2 separate regions of the Homo sapiens genome follow, and region 2 is linked to region 1. Evidence: chromatin loops called from intact Hi-C (ENCODE). Cell type or tissue: PC-3. All regions are shown on one strand. Each heading gives the region's core, and the rest is flanking DNA. Links, peaks and the distances in the headings are about the cores only. Region 1 overlaps BALR6 (B-cell acute lymphoblastic leukemia associated long RNA 6). Region 2 overlaps BALR6 (B-cell acute lymphoblastic leukemia associated long RNA 6).

Region 1 (8,339 bases), core at 7-8,006:
TTTTTACTATCAAAACGATGCTTGTGTATAGTATAACAAACTGAAAGAAGGGGAAAAAGAAGAGAAAAAATCAAATCGTACAAAATTCATAATGGAACATACTATTTTCCTGCTCTAACCGCTCCTATTTTGAAGTCCCCCTCCCCAGAGATAACCACTTCAGCTATTTTCAGTGTTTCTTTTGTTATTTACCTTCATATTTTCAAATGCAAAGTTTGCATTTCAGTATCTTGAATTTTCAGTTGTAAACATTATTTATTGACTTCCTGCCTTGGAAGATGAGGACTCGGGTTTCCTATGACACCTCTTCCACTTTCCCATCCTTTCATTATACCTGTTTCAAAGCCCTCGAAAAATTTAATTTCAGCACTTGCTTTATTATGATAGTATAATTATTGTTTACAGGCGAAAAAAATGTATAGCACTTTTGATTTTTCTTGCAGTTAATAATTGCTTCTCTTTTAAAAACTTAGCTTTCCATGTAACTATTACTAATTATTTCTTCAAACTCTTTAAAAACATTAACATTTCTCTCAGTTTACTGAAACACATCAAGTAATCTACCAGTTACTTTTATTTTTTGTTCTAGGAGACTAGAACTCTTTACCCTCCTGTTTATGTATGGGTGAGTTGCTCCACAGGCCACTGTACAGCTATTATTTGGAACCTTCCTTTACCATCATCTTTGGGATTGCTTGTTCCCTGGTTCCCATGTTTTCCTGTTTTTGATTTTGTTTCCTTGTATAATATCCTCATGAGCTTCCTGAGAAAAGAGTATGTGAAAGGTAATTTTTTGAGACCTTATATATCTTAAAATGTCTTTATTCTATCTCACATTTGACTGATAATTTGTCTGGGTATGTAATTCTGATATGGAACACATTTTCTTCAGAGATTTTGACAGCATTTTTGTCTTCTAGCTTTCACCACTGCCATTAAGAAATCTGATACCATTATTTTTGCAGTCTTTAAAATAAGATCTGTTATATTGCCCCTAAGAAACCCTTTAGGACTTCTTTATATAGGCTGTCTTGAAATTTCAATGTGTCTTGATAATAATTATGTTTCATTTCTTGTGCTGGGTATTCTATAAGCCCTTTCAATATAGAAATTCATGGCTTGCTATTCTGAAAATGTTCTTGAATGTTTTTAAAAATACCTTCTTCCTCTCTGTTTTCTCTGTTCTTATTTTCTGAAACTATTATTAGTTGGATGTTGAATTTGCTGGGTTTCTTATATTTCCTTTTCTATTTCTGATCTCTTTATATATATCTATTTCTAAAATATTGCCTCAACTTTATATTTCAACCCATCTAGTAATGTTTTTTTCAATTTCTGCCATTATATTTTAAATTCCTAAGTATTCTTGAATGGACTATGGAGCTAGAGTGCCTATGTTCATAACTCAGCTCTGCTGTGTGATCTTGGGAAGGTTATTTAACCTTTCTGTGCCTGTTTCTTCATTTGTAAAATAGGGATAAGAATACCTACCTCATACAGTTGTTATGGTAATTAAATGGTTTAATATTTGTGGAGCACTTAGTACAGTGCCTGGCACTTAGTAAGTTCTGCATAAGTGTTAGATAAATACAGTAAATAAAGAGCACCCTGTTCTTGTTTCATAGATGTAATATCTCCACTGATTTCTCTGGGAACATTATTGCCTTCTGAATTGTTTGTGTTTTTTTTTCTCTCTCTCTCTGTCTCTGTGTGAGTGTGTGTGTGTGTATGTGTGTGTGTGTATTAGTTTTCTATTGCTGCCTTAACAAATTACCACAGATATAAAGCTTAAAACAACACAAATTTATTATCTCACAATTCTGTAGGCTAGAAGTTTGACATGGGTCTCATCAGGCTAACACACAACGTGTTGGCAGGGCTGCTTTTCTTTTCTTTTTTTGTTTTTTGTTTTTTTTTTGTTTTGTTTTTTGAGACGAAGTCTCGCTCTGTCGCCCAGGCTGGAGTGCAGTGGCGCGATCTCAGCTCACTGCAAGCTCCGCCTCCCAGGTTCACGCCATTCTCCTGCCTCAGCCTCCCGAATAGCTGGGACTGCAGGTGCCCACCACCACACCCGGTTAATTTTTTTGTATTTTTAGTAGAAGGCAGGGTTTCACCATGTTACAGGATGGTCTCGATCTCCTGACCTCGTGATCCGCCCGCCTCTGCCTCCCAAAGTGCTGGGATTACAGGCGTGAGCCACCGCGCCCATCTGGCAGGGCTGCTTTTCTTTCTGGAGGCTCTAGGGGAGGATCTGTTTCCTTGACCTTTCCAGTTTCTAGAGGTTGTCTGCGATCTTTGGGTTATGGCTCCTTCCTCCCTCTTCAAAGACAGTGATGGCAATTCGAGTCCTTCTCATATCATGTAACTCACTCTATTCCATAGTCACGTCTTTCTCTTTCTTCTTTTGCCTTCCTCTTCCACTTGTAAGGGTCCTTGCAATTACATTGGGCCCATCTGGATAATCCAGGATAGTTTTCCTATTGTAAAGTTGACTAATTAAGAGCTTTAATTCCACCTGCAGCCTTAATACCCTTTTTGTCATATAACCTAACATATTCACGGGTTTCAGGGATTAGATCAGGATAGTTCTGAGGGACCGTTATTGTTGCCTACCACAGTGTGTGCATGTGAATTCCCTCAACCTGTGGGCTTCACTGAGCAGTGGCCTTGCTCTATCACTGGGGGGGCCTCTGACTTTCTGTTTCTGTAGGCCTTGTCTCTAGGACTGCTTACTTTCTCCAGAGAGAAGTAATTCAAACTTCTGTCAGTGGGTAGGAGGTGGGGACATCAAAACTGGCTGCTTGTTTTGAAGCTTAGTGGAGGGAGGAAGAATTAGCAGGGACCCACCACTTAGCAGGTAGAATTTATTGTAATTCCCAATTCCCAATACTGGGCCTCTTTTCCTATCTCTGCTTGCATGTTGGTCCCAGGTCATAGCTTCTTAACAGAGTAAAACTCTGATCTCCTTTGAAGGCCAGGAAGGAATAGTTAGTTGCCTGGCTGTGTGAAGCAGGAGAGGGGTGCTGAGGATCTGACACCTTCCTACAGAAACTTATTTTTCTCCTTTTCAAAATTTAATTTTGATATAATTTCAGACATATTGTAAAATTGAATTCTGTACAGAGAATTTCCTTATGCCTTTCATCCAGATTCCTCAAATGTTAACAGTTGTTTTATCATTCTCTCTCTAGGTATATATGTAAGCTGCTTGACAAGTGTATTAGTTTCCTATAACTGTGTTGCCATGAACTTCGTGGTTTAAACAAGGCAAATCTATTATCTTACAGTTTTGGAGGTCAGAATTCTGAAATTGGCTTCACTGGGCTTAAAAGTGAAGATGTTAGAAGGACTACATTCCTTCTGGATGCTCTAGGGAAGAATACGTGTCCCTGCCATTTCCTGCTTCTAGAGGCTGCCTACATTCTTTGGCTTGTGGCCCCTTCCTCCATCTTCAAAGCCAGCAGGTTAGCATCATCAAGCCTCAGTCTGACTCATCTCTATTTTGCCGTCCTCTCCTACTTTTAAGGTCTTGTGATTACACTGGACACACCTGGGATAATCCAGGATAAACTCCTTAAAGTCAGCTAATTAGCAGCCTTAATTCCATCTGCAACCTTAATTCCCTTTTGTCATGTAAAGTAACATATTCAGAGGTCTGGAGATTAGAACATGGACTGTTGTTCTCCCACATGTATCCATCATTCTTTAAGCATGTTCATATTTTCTAGAAAAAAGATATTCCAGGTTCATTTTGTACTTTCTTTACCCTGACCTTGAGTTAGCCATCTATTGCCTAGTTTGTCTTTACAACAACAATGGTGGATGCTATTAAAACTTTTGTTTGACTAATGAGGAAATATAAACTGTCAAGAGGTTGATTAACCAGACCGTGGTTACATAGCAGGAAAGGGGCTGACGACAAGAAAGGGACTAGAGTCTAAGTATATTTCACCTCATGCCTGTGCTCCTAACCACTGGACTACTTTGTGCGGTTAGCAACTTCACTTTCCAAAGGTAAAACCCATTTTGAGGTATTAGTATAGGGAAATATAATCTACACTTGCTAGCAGGTAGTATATATATAAATATAGCATCAATTTGAATTTGGGAACTTGGGATATGAATAGTATAATTATTCTTTGAGCAAATGAAAATGTGTGCTGAGTTGCTTGTGTGAGATAGGTAGTTTTCTAGCAATCAAATATATATATTTATAGTATATTCATATTATATTACTTCTAGTTATTAGAGCTCAATTTAATAATTCTTCATCTGAAGTTAATGATTAATTTAAGGACTGACTTGGATAATATTTCTTCTGTAACTTAATTATGTTGATTTTGGCATAACATTTAGTTTTTCATTTTTTTGTGTGCAAGGATGATATGTATGACTTAACAATGTGGGCCAGACTGTATTGAACCCAGTATAACAGAAATTGTTGGGATATTAACCACCCACACCAACCAGTATTTATAATAGAAATAAGCCTTCACCATAAAGCCTCTCCAACAGGCCTTGTAACTATAATGGCACTAGCAGGTGCCGCCACAATAAAGAAGCCAGCCTCCCCATGAACAAATAGTAAATTAAAAAAATCAATCAATCTGCAATCTCAGTTCTGGCCCCAGCGTCACTTCCAATAATGACAAACTCAGGGTTTGTCAGTGCATCGTTAATAGGTTAAAGACCTTCAGATGATTCTTTTAAAGTAAACCAGGCAAATTGGCTCCTTTTTTCCCCACAAGTGCCGCTTTGGAATTGGCATATAAATGCTGATGGGACTCATGGCCTGAGGGCAAGTCCTCTGGCCCTAAAAGCTGGCAGGAAATGGCAGGAGTTTGCAGGGTGGGCTGGTGACTCATGATGTGCTGTGGCATATCTTTGAGGAGAGCCAAGAAAGAGTCATTTATTCCTTGGGGCGTGAAGTCATTCAGCCTGGTGGGGCCCATGTGACTCACCTAGCCTCAAAATGTCATCTTTACCCCCTCCTGCTTCTTCCCTCTCTCCTCTTTCTAGAGGTTTGTGACCTACGATGGACTCCCCAGGACATGTAAACTGCTTTCTCACTTTTCTGCTTCCATTTCTGCTCCCCCTTCTCATTCCTGTTCCTGTTCTGAGACTGTCCACACCCTTTCTCATACTCTTCCTCACTGAAGCAATAATGGCCGGTCCAAGTTCTTCTCTGGCTTGGAGCTGCTGTGACAGACTGTTCATTTGCTTATGTAGGTCTGTCCCTGAAGAATAGTTCGAGAACCTTCTGCGGAATTTCAACCTTACTTGAAGTTGGATTATGTGCTATATTTCAGACAGCCATAATTCCACGCAGCTTTGTGTTGGGTCACAGATGTTTGCTATCTGGGCTCTGAAGTTTTTACGGAAGAGTTTATGTGTGATTTTTAACCCCAAGTGTTGCTGTGGTGCTAGGACTTAAAATTCTGCTCTGTCAGGATTCAGGTGCTGTAACTGAGATTTGTCCAGAGCGGTGGTTCTCCAAGTTTCCTGTGTGTAGGAAGGAGCTGGGGTTGTTTAAAAGCGCCGGTTCTGAATCAGTAGGTCTGACACAGAGCCCAAGAACCTGCATCTCTAACGAGCTCCCATGTGAGGCTCATGCTCACACTTTGAGTAGCAAGAGCTAGTGTGAGGTGACTTGGGGAATCTCAGAAATATCCCATATTTTTCTTCTGGAGATGTGTGAAAATTGCCACTGGTTGATAATGAAACATATGACTCCTTTTTTCCCCCTAGTATTTTCCTAGAACTTATCTCTTCAACCAAAGCACTAAATATTTTGCCACATAGCCAATGAAAAATGAATCATGTAGGGATTTTACATGTTTTCTTAGTTATGATTGCTTTAAAAATAGTGTTAGCACAGCATTCTTGTGTCCATGTGTAAATTAGAAATTTAAAAAACCAACCAAATCAAACAACTGTACATAACAACATATAAAGATAAGTTAGTTTCCTATATCACTTCTACACAATTGGAGGCATTCTTCCTTGGATCAGGGAGGGGATTTGTGGATGATTCATATTGGGAGGAGGGTGGTATGTGTAAAACAAAAAGTGAGAGCTGTATTTACTAAAAATTTTAATCTATCATTGAATGAAAGTTTCTTTACCCCCATTTCATATGTTTTCATTTTCATGCTGATAAAGGAAGAAAAAGTTTGACTTCCTCCCTCCTGTTAGACACACTTTAAATCAGTCCTTCTATCTTTAAATCTTTGCCTTGGGCAATAATCACCATAAAAAGGAACAGATCCGAGGTGCTGAGATAGTTCACCCAATTTAGGCTACCACTTTACTAAAACACCTGTAAGACACATCTAGCTGGTATTTTTAAACAATATTTTTCAATTTGGCTTTAGTTTTTTGGACAATTTCCTGGAGTGTATTTTCTTACTCTACCAGAAGTGTTTAGAATTGGATAATACAGTAATTTAGAAAAGAAAACAATAGATAGAGATTCTAACATAAAACTGAGCATTGGGATTCAAATCCATACATGTAAAGGTGTGTGTGTGTGTGTGTGTGTGTGTGTGTGTTATTGTTTCTGTTGTTGTTACTTGAGGGTATAGATGGTGGTAGAAGGCTATGGGAGAATTGGAAAAGCACTGAATATGTCTACTGTTTTAGTTCCCAAATCATGTAAGTCCTCTGAGGCACGGTTTTCTCATCCTTAAGATGGGAATGGTAAGTGGTACAGTATAGTTGCCTACTTCATATCTTTTTTGCAAATCAAATGAGAGAATGATTGTTTTGAAAATCATGAAATGATGCACAGAAATGAAATGAGTGACCTATGGTCAAAAGCTGAATTTCATCAAGGTAGGACTCAAAATACAGGTATAAGGACATTCCGCAAATACTCCAGTCTTGTGGCCCTTATACCCTGTGTGTTCTTTAATAGTTAAATAAATTGGTTCAAGTCCTGATTCCACATTCACATATGGTGAAAGACAGTGAACTCACTCACCTCACAAGCTTCAGGCCAACATCTATGGAGAGTCTCAAAGGACTTATATTTCTTGTGGTCACCTCCTTCGATTACTTTTACCTACTGAATTTCTGATTTCCTTCACATCTTGCCTTCTGTGGTTGGTCTTTTAACTCTGTCCCACACCATCCCTTTTGCTTGGGCTTTTTAAGGCAACTACTTACACCAAGTGGTTGTATGTTCATTGTCATTTTGCTGGTGATAAAAAGGCTTCCTTGCAGCAGTCCTAGCAAAGCAGATGCATCAAGTGCTGAAATAGTTCACCCATTTGAGTGATAAGCACATCTCAATTTGGACCAGTCACATTTCAAGTGTTCCATAGCCATATGTTGCTAGTGGCTACCATCTTGGATAGCATAGCTTTAGCACCACAAAGCACTGCTCTAAATTTTGAAATTACCACTCCTTCTTTAATGTGGGACATTTGGAATCTCAGGTAGAAGTGGAAAGATGGCCAGGCACGGTTGCTCATGCCTATAATCCCAGCACTTTAGGAGACCAAGGTGGGTGGATCACCTGAGGTCAGGAGTTCGAGACCAGCCTGGCCAACACGGTGAAACCCCATCTCTACTAAAAATACAAAATTAACTGGGTGTAGTGGCGCATGCCTGTAATCCCAGCTACTTGGGAGGCTGAGGCAGGAGAATCACTTAAACCGGGGAGGTGGAGTTTGCAGTGAGCCGAGATCTTGCTATTGCACTCCAGCCTCGGTGACAGAGCAAGACTCTGTCTCAAAAAAAAAAAAAAAAAAAAAAAAGTGGAAAGAAATAGTCTAAGAGGCCGGAGACAGTGTTTTAAAACATTTCTTTCTTCCTATCACAAATACATTATAATTAGGGATATATACACACCAGTTTCTAATACTAGTCGTTCTTTTCAACCCTAATCCAAATTTTCCTAGTCAGGTTTGGGAACCATTACCCTTTTCCACTAGCTAACCACACAGCTGTTTTGGTGATCTTGCCCTCTGATCCTTTCATCATTCAAGGCTCATTTCATGTTCCCATTTCTAAGAAGTACCTGACCGCTCCTGTCTTCATCTACTCCAAACCTCTCTAACATATGGAGTCCAGGCCATATGCCCTAGCTTTTAAGTATGTTGCATTTTGTGTCACTTATCGTTGTTTCACATGCATGTATACTTGTTTTCACAACTAGATTATATGACACATCATGGCTTAGAGGGAAGTACACGGGTCTGGGCTTCTGTCCTGTCTCTACTGCTTGCAGGCTGTGTGCCCTTAGATGACAACTTAGCCTCCTTGTTTCTCCAGTATATAGAGCACATACTATGTACTTCACAGGATCTTCATGAATATTAAATGCAAGAATGTAC
Region 2 (8,339 bases), core at 130-8,129, 120 kb before region 1:
CTATGATAAAGATAAAGAAATATCTATGATTTTCATTGAAACATTATATTTTCTTAATTTTCAAAAGTCATATAGTCTGCTTTATCAGGTACCTCTGAAGGAGATTCTTAATTGTAGCAAGGGTATTTTCTCTTCTTCTTTTTTCTTTTCTTTTTTTTTCTTTCTTTTCTTTTTTCTTTTTTTTTTTTTCTGAGACAGAGTCTCTCTCTGTCACCCAGGCTGGAGTGCAATGGTGTGATCTTGGTTAACTGCAACCTCTGCCTCCCAGGTTCAAGTGACTCTTCTGCCTCAGCCTCCCAAGTAGCTGAGAATACAGGTGTGTGCCACCACACCTGGCTAATTTTTGTATTTTCAGTAGAGATAGGGTTTCACCATGTTGGCCAGGCTGGTTTTGAATTCCTGACCTCAGGTGATCCACTTACCCAAAGTGCTGGGATTACAGGCGTGAGCCACAGCGCCTGGCTGAATTATGTCATTATTCTATTTTGTTTTGTGACAAAATGAAATGTTACTTTACTTATGACAGAATTCCTCAGCTCAAAGAACTTTTACGAAAAAAGTAAAGTGATGAGCCCTGAGTAAAATTTTTTTTAAAAGGCCTAGTTACTCAAGCTCCATTAATCAGCTGATTTAAATAATTTTAGAGAGAGAAAAACACAACTTTAGAATATGAAAGCTGGACTCTTTATTGGGCTTAGGATTTTAAGATGGAGTACTATAGCCTTGGCCCTCTGACTAGCATCTCCCCTAGAATTTTGCAGAAATAATCACAATATGTAAAAATAATCAAAATGTGTAAAAATAATTGCAATAAGATGATAATTTAGCAGTAAAAGGAAAATTCCAGACCCAGTTTAATCAGTTAAAGTGTCTCTCTGGTTCTTCTGATTTGTTGTTCATTTATGCTGGGCAGCTGGACAATAGGATTTTGCATGGGCCACAAACAATGAAATAAAACAGCAAGATGTACTGTATTTTACTGAAACATACAATAAAGGGCAGCAGGGGACTAGTCAAAGCCCAATATTCAAAGACTAATTTTTTATCTCTACTTTATTTCCTAAACCAAAATGTTTTTGGTTATAAATATTGGATGAAAGCAAAATGTACCACATTTGCTAACATGGAGGCAATACCTAAACCTACTTTTTATAAGAATTAAATTAATATCATGTAAGTAGTTTTATAGTTTTAGCATTTTATTATTATTTATGTTCTAACTGCTCTGCATAAATAGAACTGTTTCTTGCTTCTTTTTTGTTTTTACTACTAATAAAAAGTAATAGGTATAATAATTCAGGGACTGTTTGCATTTCAAGGCATTTTCTGTTTGGTCTTGGTGGCCTGTGGAAGGAGACATACCCCAAACCAGAGTGTAAGAAGCTTTAATAACAAACGTAGGAAGCACTTCTACGGAGCATTAGATGTTTAGGCAAGGATGTCTAAAACAAACATGGACAAATCAAGGCTTTAAAATTGTTCAACAAAAGCCAGCCCAACTAATGATTGCATTGTGTGAGCAGAAATAGATATATGTTAACTCCCAGCTTCGTTCATGTATGTCTGGCAATTGCAGAACATCCATATATTTATTAATAAATATCTTCCCTATTTACCTGCTGATTTCTCGGAACACTTAAGAAAGAGAAGAAAATAGCTTTATTTGTGACGGGCAGGAAGGCGATTTTTAACCACAACAACCGTGCTTTCTTATATTTTCTTAAAAAAGCCTTTTCAGAAGTAAGAAGTAACAGGAGATACTTAAGTGGAAATCAGAAAATTGAAATCATTTCCTTGTGAAAGTCAGAGGTTTGTGATTTCTTGAGGAAATTATGTAGAAATTCATGCTTGGAAATCTGGAAAACTGGACTAGTAGCTAAGACCATGTTCCTTGTGTGGACAGATCTAGGGCTATATTTTAATGCCCTTATGCCTCAAATCCCTTACTCCTATCACTTCTTAAGTATGTAGACAGCACAAACAACCCCTGCAATGCAGGTGCCTCCTAGCTTCTTCTCTCCCAAAGAAAAGAACACAAACTTACTTTTTTCCCCAGAGAGATTTTTGTGTTATAGTTAAGAGAGTTACATAAGTGTACAGTGGGAGGCTATGCAACCATCCAAAGGAATACTCATCAAGGATTTTTAGTTACATGGAAAATACTGATCCTATGATCAGAAGGGAAATATATAGCATGCAAAGGTATATCCTTCGTGAGATCTCAGATAGAGAAAATGCATTGTAGAAAGACTAAATGAAATATACTAAAATATCAACAAAAATGGTTTTCTAGATGGCAGGATTATGGGTGATTTTTGTTATTTTATATCTTATGCATGGATTATGAAATGAAACTAATAGAAACTGTAAGAAAATAAACATAATGATAAAAATGAGAATTTAGAGTCTATTTTTAATGAATTATACACTATGTTAAGTTTTTATATACGTTTACAGATGAGGATACTAAATCTTAGAGGAGACATGACAAAATAATTTTACCCAAGGTCATACAGTTAGTAAACAGCAGTTAGAATTCAAATCCAGGATTTGTTCCAGGGCCTCATTTCCAACCACTGCATGGAGCTACCTTTCTGTTCTTCACGCACACTTTATGTATAAATAAACCATTGGAAGGTGTCATGAATTCTTTGCTAAAAGAGGCAGCTGTGTGGCTACTTCTCACATCATTCAGGAGCCTGGAATCTACTCTTTTCCTTTCACAAGGACTGTCACTTTTGGTGATTCTCTTTTTCTTTCTAAATGAAAGGCTCAATTTTTGTTCAAACCAAACCAAATGAGCAGGGCTTCTCAACACTGTCCTTCCAGGTTGTAACAGCTCCAGCCATTGACTTGAGCTTAACTTTTAGAAGCAACTTTGGCATGTTTTTGAAGGCAGAGTTTTCCCCAAGCTCTTGTGCTAACTTTTCGGACATGTTTACATCCTAACACCACTCCCGTTATCCCACAGTAAATATTAAGCCTGAGTCCTTCTAATTCATACCAGGCTTGTCATTCTTGCTGTAAAACTTGAAAAGCATCAAACCTAATCCCTTCAGAAAGAGGCCTGTTTTTACTTATGTCTCTTATTCTATGCATACTTTTATTAATCTCAACTTTCTTTGGAGCAACCTCTTTCAGACTAGGAATTCTAATACAAACACATTATCAGTTAAAATTTTCTGAGATTTTCATTTTGCTTCAGGAAAAAAAATTCTCTTTGGTGGTGTCCTAGGATCATCTGAATTAAGGTCAGAGGGCAACTCTGTAATTGATTCCATCCTATTAATAATTTTGAGGGAGCGTTTGAATGTTATGCTCTGACAAGCCAGGCCTAATTTTCATGGTTGCCAATAAAATGCTATTTGTAGTCCTCAGTGATGATACAAAATGATGAATGTAAATGATGGCCCAGATAAACCAGAGGACTGGACTACTGAAGGTGAGGTTTTCTTGGACTAGACTAATTTAGGGAAAGATAGCATCGTTGACAATCATTTATTCTGAAAACTTGAATAAGCGTTAATATTACTTTTGCTGTGCAGAATTTAGATAGCAAGTGCGGCACATTTAAAACATGGCCCCAAGTACTCTGCTCCTTCTCCCGCTGGAAAGGGAAGCCTTGTCCCTTCCCCTTGAATCTGGGTGGGCTTGTAACTGCTTCAACTAATGATGAACTGTCAAGGGCAGAAAATCAAAGCAATACCTTCCACCTGTTTCTCTTACAATTCTCCCTCTTGTTGTACTTTCTGAATCATCCTTCTTGGAATCCAGTTGTCATGCTGTGAAAAGACCCAGTCCACAAAAAGCCCTCGTGTAAGTGCTCCGGATGATAGTCCTAGCGAAGTCCAGCTTTCAAGTCATCCTAGTTCAGGTGCAGATATGTGAGAGAAAAAGCCTTTAGATGATTGCAACCCATAGCAGTTCAATTCTTCCCAGGTGCAGCTCCAGACACAATGGAGCAGCAACAAGCCATTCCCACTGCAGTCCCAAAGCCAACACACTGAGTCAGTGAGCATCATGGAACGGTGGCTGTTTCACACTATTCAGTTATGAGTGGTTGTTACACAAAATAGAGAACCAGAATAGTTAGCTTTTAAATTTTCTCTCCCATTCTTAGTTTTTCAAATAATGCCTTACTTGCTCTTACTTTATTTGCTATTAACTGAGAAGCCCCAAAGAATGTCAGAAGCATGTTGATAAAAAGATAAACATGATTAAGAGATTTTGGGGGGTGGGGCTGGGGATTGAGAAAGAAGAACATGTAACATGCCCACAAATGCTGGTACATATCTCCTGGCTTTTGTGGTATGCAAAAATAAGTACCAATATTTGGACTTGACAGAGAACTTTCAAATGCATCTCCTTGTTTGATGCAATAGAATTGTCACGAAAATCTTACAAAATGAGTATGATCATCATTATCATCCTTATTTTACAGATTAAGAAACTGGGGTTCAGAGAGGTTAATATATTGCCCAAAGTCACACAGCTGCTGGGGTAGGGAGGCTGAGGGGACCAGAACTCATGTCCCCTGGCCTCCCATCCCTTGCTGTGCCTGGCACCAGTTGCCTTACAAGAAGAGAACTGCTGCCCCTTTGTGGCAGCTGATCTTTCTTCATACTATCCAGAGCTCCAAACTTTGTAGGAAGCCAGAAGCGTCTCCTTTGTTGAACAGTGCCAAAATAGCAGCTCTGTAAGTTTCCACTCAGGGATGGAGGGGTGGAAGAGAGGGATACCAGCTGAGCTTTCATTATTCTGGGAAAAGCACAAGGACTTCTGAGGATTCTTAGTGCAGACCTCATGCCTTCATCCATTGTGCATCATTTTTAGAAGTTTGATTATTGAAAGTTATCTTCTATGTCTCTGCTTAACATATTCAATCTTTTCTCTAGCTTCTTGAACATATGAAATGCAGTTATACTATCTGTTTTCATGTTTCTGTCTACTAATTCTATCATCTGTGTCATTTGTGGGTCAGTTTCAATTGGCCCAGATGGGTTGCCTTTTCTTGCTACTTTGTGTGCCTGGTAATTTTTAATTTGATGCCTATTATTGTGAATATTACCTTGTGAATATTTCTACATTTTTGAGCGTTGTTCTGAGATGTGGTTGAATTACTCAGAGCTAGTTTTATCTTTCCAAATCTGGCTTTTAAGCTTTTTTAGGTGAACGAGAGCTGCACTTCAAGTAGGGTTAATTCTTCCCTGTTACTGAAGCTCTGGGCACTAGTTCCTCTAATCTCTGGACACACATGCACTGGTTAGTCTCAAATGAACACTCCAGGGGACCCTCTGCAGATCTTCAGAGTCCTCTGTCTATACAGAACTCTCCTCTCGGGCAGTCTGCCCTATGAATTCTAGCTTCCCTGGCTTCTGTAGACTCCCAGTTCTGTCTCCTGAACTCAGGGAGACCACTGGACCCTGCCTGGATTTCCCCTCCCTGTACCATGGCCCAGAATCTTTCTTTAGGCAGTAAACTGGGACAATTGTAGGGGGCACTTCACTTGTTTTCTGTCTTTCAGGAGTCATTGCTCTTTGTTGCCTGATGTTCAATGTCTGAATCCTTATTGTTTCATGTATTTTTTCCATGTTTTAGTTGTTTTAGGTAGGAGAGTAACTGGAAGTCCTGTGTGTCTCAAAGACTCAGAAGAAAACACAACCATTGACAGATGGTTGAAATTGGACCACTATTTAGAGATCAGTCTTGTTCTCAACTGTTTTCCTTCTCTCTGGAACCCTGCCTTCAGGACTATTGAATGGGACCAATTTGTAGGTGCTTTAAATATTTCAGTCACCAAAAACCCTCTTGGATACTATTTGAGGCCAATTCGCCCACTTTCCAATGCTAAGATTACCACATCAGATTACGTAAAGTGTGTTGTATACTTTATGGCTAAATGCAAATGCTAATTCATGCCTTCAGTGGGAGAAAAACATTCATTTTCCTTTATTTATACTTTACTTTTGATATTTAGGCTTTTGTTTTTGGTGCCTTATGGTCTGTTAAGTATTTGTCACATGTATACTACTTGCCTAGTGTTTTTTAAGTTACACTGCAGCCTGACTTTAAAATCTTGTTTTTGAGACAATACTTACACAATTAGAAGTCTCTCTTATCCCTTGCATTAAAATCAGTTGCAATTCCTCTGCACTTTCACAGTCTCCTCCTCATACCTCTCTCGCTTAGTCACTTTTATTGTAGGAATAGAAGCTCACTTACATGGTGATGGGTGTCATGGAGTTCCAGAGGAGGACGAACTGGCCCTCATGCAATCTGGAAATGATTCCAGGCAGCTTTTTGGCAGGAGCTCCTGCATCTGTCCTGAGGAGCCCACCATCAATGTGACTCCACCTCTTTGTGTATGTCAGTTGATCTCAGGTTGGGTTTCCTGAAAACATACTCTGAGATGTAAATGGGGGTACAGAAAATTTTAAGGGTGGTGCTCTTGGGACTGATTCCTGTGGGGAAGTGAAGGAAACAGGATTGCACGGAAGGAGAAGTTGGCCTGCAATGCAGTAGCACAAAGCCCTTAGCTGATCCCATGGGGAGCTCTGGAGCTGTGATGGTTCTTTGAAGTTGTCTTAAATTGAGGGAAGAGGGGCCGAGTCTTTGTATGTTCCCCATCCACCAGTCCTTGGAGGCAGGCTGCCCCTGAGAAGGGGTTGTAACCATGGGTGGGGTGCTGAGGGCACCCCAGGGAGGGGCTTAATTGAGACTGTCAGTCTCCTGCACTCCCAGAGCTGGGGGAATGAGTACTTCAAACAGGAAGCCACCTAATTAGATTTCGGAGTCCTGGGTAGTGATTTTGACTCCACTATTTATTAGCTACTTATTAGCAATGAGAATTTGGGCAAAATCATTTATTCATTAAGCTAGTAGTTTTGAAATGTCTAGCACATGGGAATACAGAGGTGATATGGTCAAGTTTTGAAAAAACCCTGCCCCTATGGAACCCACAGTCTTATTGAGGAAGAGAACTGTCATAAGCAATATAAAGTAATGTAAGTAATACAAAATTACTTTAAAAAAGTGCTTCTCTAACTTTAATGTAGAAACAAATCATCTGGGATGCAGATTATGGATGAGTCTGTTGGTCCAGGGTGGAGACTGAGATTCTACATTTCTAATAAGTTCCCAGTTGATGCTGATGCTGCTGGTCTAGGACCACACTTTGAGTAGTGAGGTTCTAAATACAGTGAATTAGGAGGGTCTGGTAGAGGGAGAGGAAAGCTGGTTTAGATAGAGTGGTCTGTGTGAGGGGGGGATGTTTGAATTGAGACCCCCAAAATGTGAAATTGCTTCATCTGTCTTATTTTCTTCTATTATAAAATGGGAATAATTATAACAAGTCTGGCACATTGTAGGCACTCAACAAATATTTACTATTATAGAGGTTCTTGCTGGCTCTTCCCGACCCATCATGATTGTCCTGCCTCCTTCTACCTCATGACCTTTCATCTTTTACTCTTGCTGCCATGTTCCTAAGAACAGGTGTCTGATTGGCTCAACCCCATGTGGGGAGACTGCTTTAGGCCCAGGCACTTCATAGGCTGCTGACCAGCCTACCAATTGGCTATCCTTGGCTTTGTTGCCCTTCACTGGTCAAACAGCTACAACTGGAGGACTACAGGGTCATATGGTGTGAACAGAGCTGCTTAAAACTGCCCCCTTAGTGAAGGCTGTAGCCACGCACTGAGGCTAATGTTTAATATGTGTGACCCATTAGATCACGGGGCCCATTTGACTAGGGCTAGCTAGCTGTTTGTGGATTTATTTCTTGTAATGGGTTATGAACTCCTTCAGGGCAGAAACCTGTTTTTCCTGATGCCTGGCAAAGTGTTGGGCATACAATAGGAACTTACTATGGAGGTTTATTTAGCAATATTATAGAAGTTTGCCATGTGGGCTCCCATGGTCCAAGGAAGGTTGGGAGGAGGAAGCTGACAGAGAGAAGGAATTTTAAAGATGAGGCTTTCAATAAGTGGAGAGAAGGAGAATGTTCACAGAGACAGACACATAAGCAAAAGTTTGGTGGGTGAAAAGACCGACATTTTAGGGAAACAAACAATGTGTTGGCTTTTTCAAAGAGTAAACTAAATTTCAGCAATATTTTTCCCCATTGCAAGTACCAATTGGCATTTTCTTTAAGGCTTCCTGTGAATTAGTCACCCTACTCTTGTGTGTATTCACACACGCACAAACACAAAATATAGTAGAGATAAAACATTCCATTTCAACATATTCCACTCATGTATTTGCTTCACTAGCTGCAGAGGTGCAGAAGTCCAAAGCCAAGAGTAATAAAAATGTATTAAGAGGCAGCTTGCACAGGAGGT

What was found. Hi-C counts contacts between places; a loop is a spot of excess contacts. Peaks named below come from ENCODE experiments on the same cell type or tissue, not always from the same donor. Only the 100,000 strongest peaks of a DNase experiment are listed, where the experiment ranks them.
Region 2: it touches region 1 in a loop (2.7-fold over the local background); 2 of 110 quality-filtered maps call a loop at or near these places.

What each region holds. Positions count from the first base shown.
Region 1 is chr3:18,094,269-18,102,607 of GRCh38, forward strand. All of the region lies in intron 4 of BALR6 (B-cell acute lymphoblastic leukemia associated long RNA 6), which reads left to right. Among named protein-coding and RNA genes, the nearest start is that of BALR6, 140 kb to the left of the region's middle. RefSeq lists enhancers at 4,364-5,563, 4,469-5,104. In PC-3, for the core only: no CTCF peak of the experiment used is centred there; DNase peaks (open chromatin) are centred at 4,863, 5,543 and 6,003; H3K4me3 peaks cover 1,760 bases; H3K27ac peaks cover 3,613 bases.
Region 2 is chr3:17,974,877-17,983,215 of GRCh38, forward strand. All of the region lies in intron 1 of BALR6 (B-cell acute lymphoblastic leukemia associated long RNA 6), which reads left to right. Among named protein-coding and RNA genes, the nearest start is that of BALR6, 16 kb to the left of the region's middle. In PC-3, for the core only: a CTCF peak has its summit at 4,578 (motif pointing left); no DNase peak of the experiment used is centred there.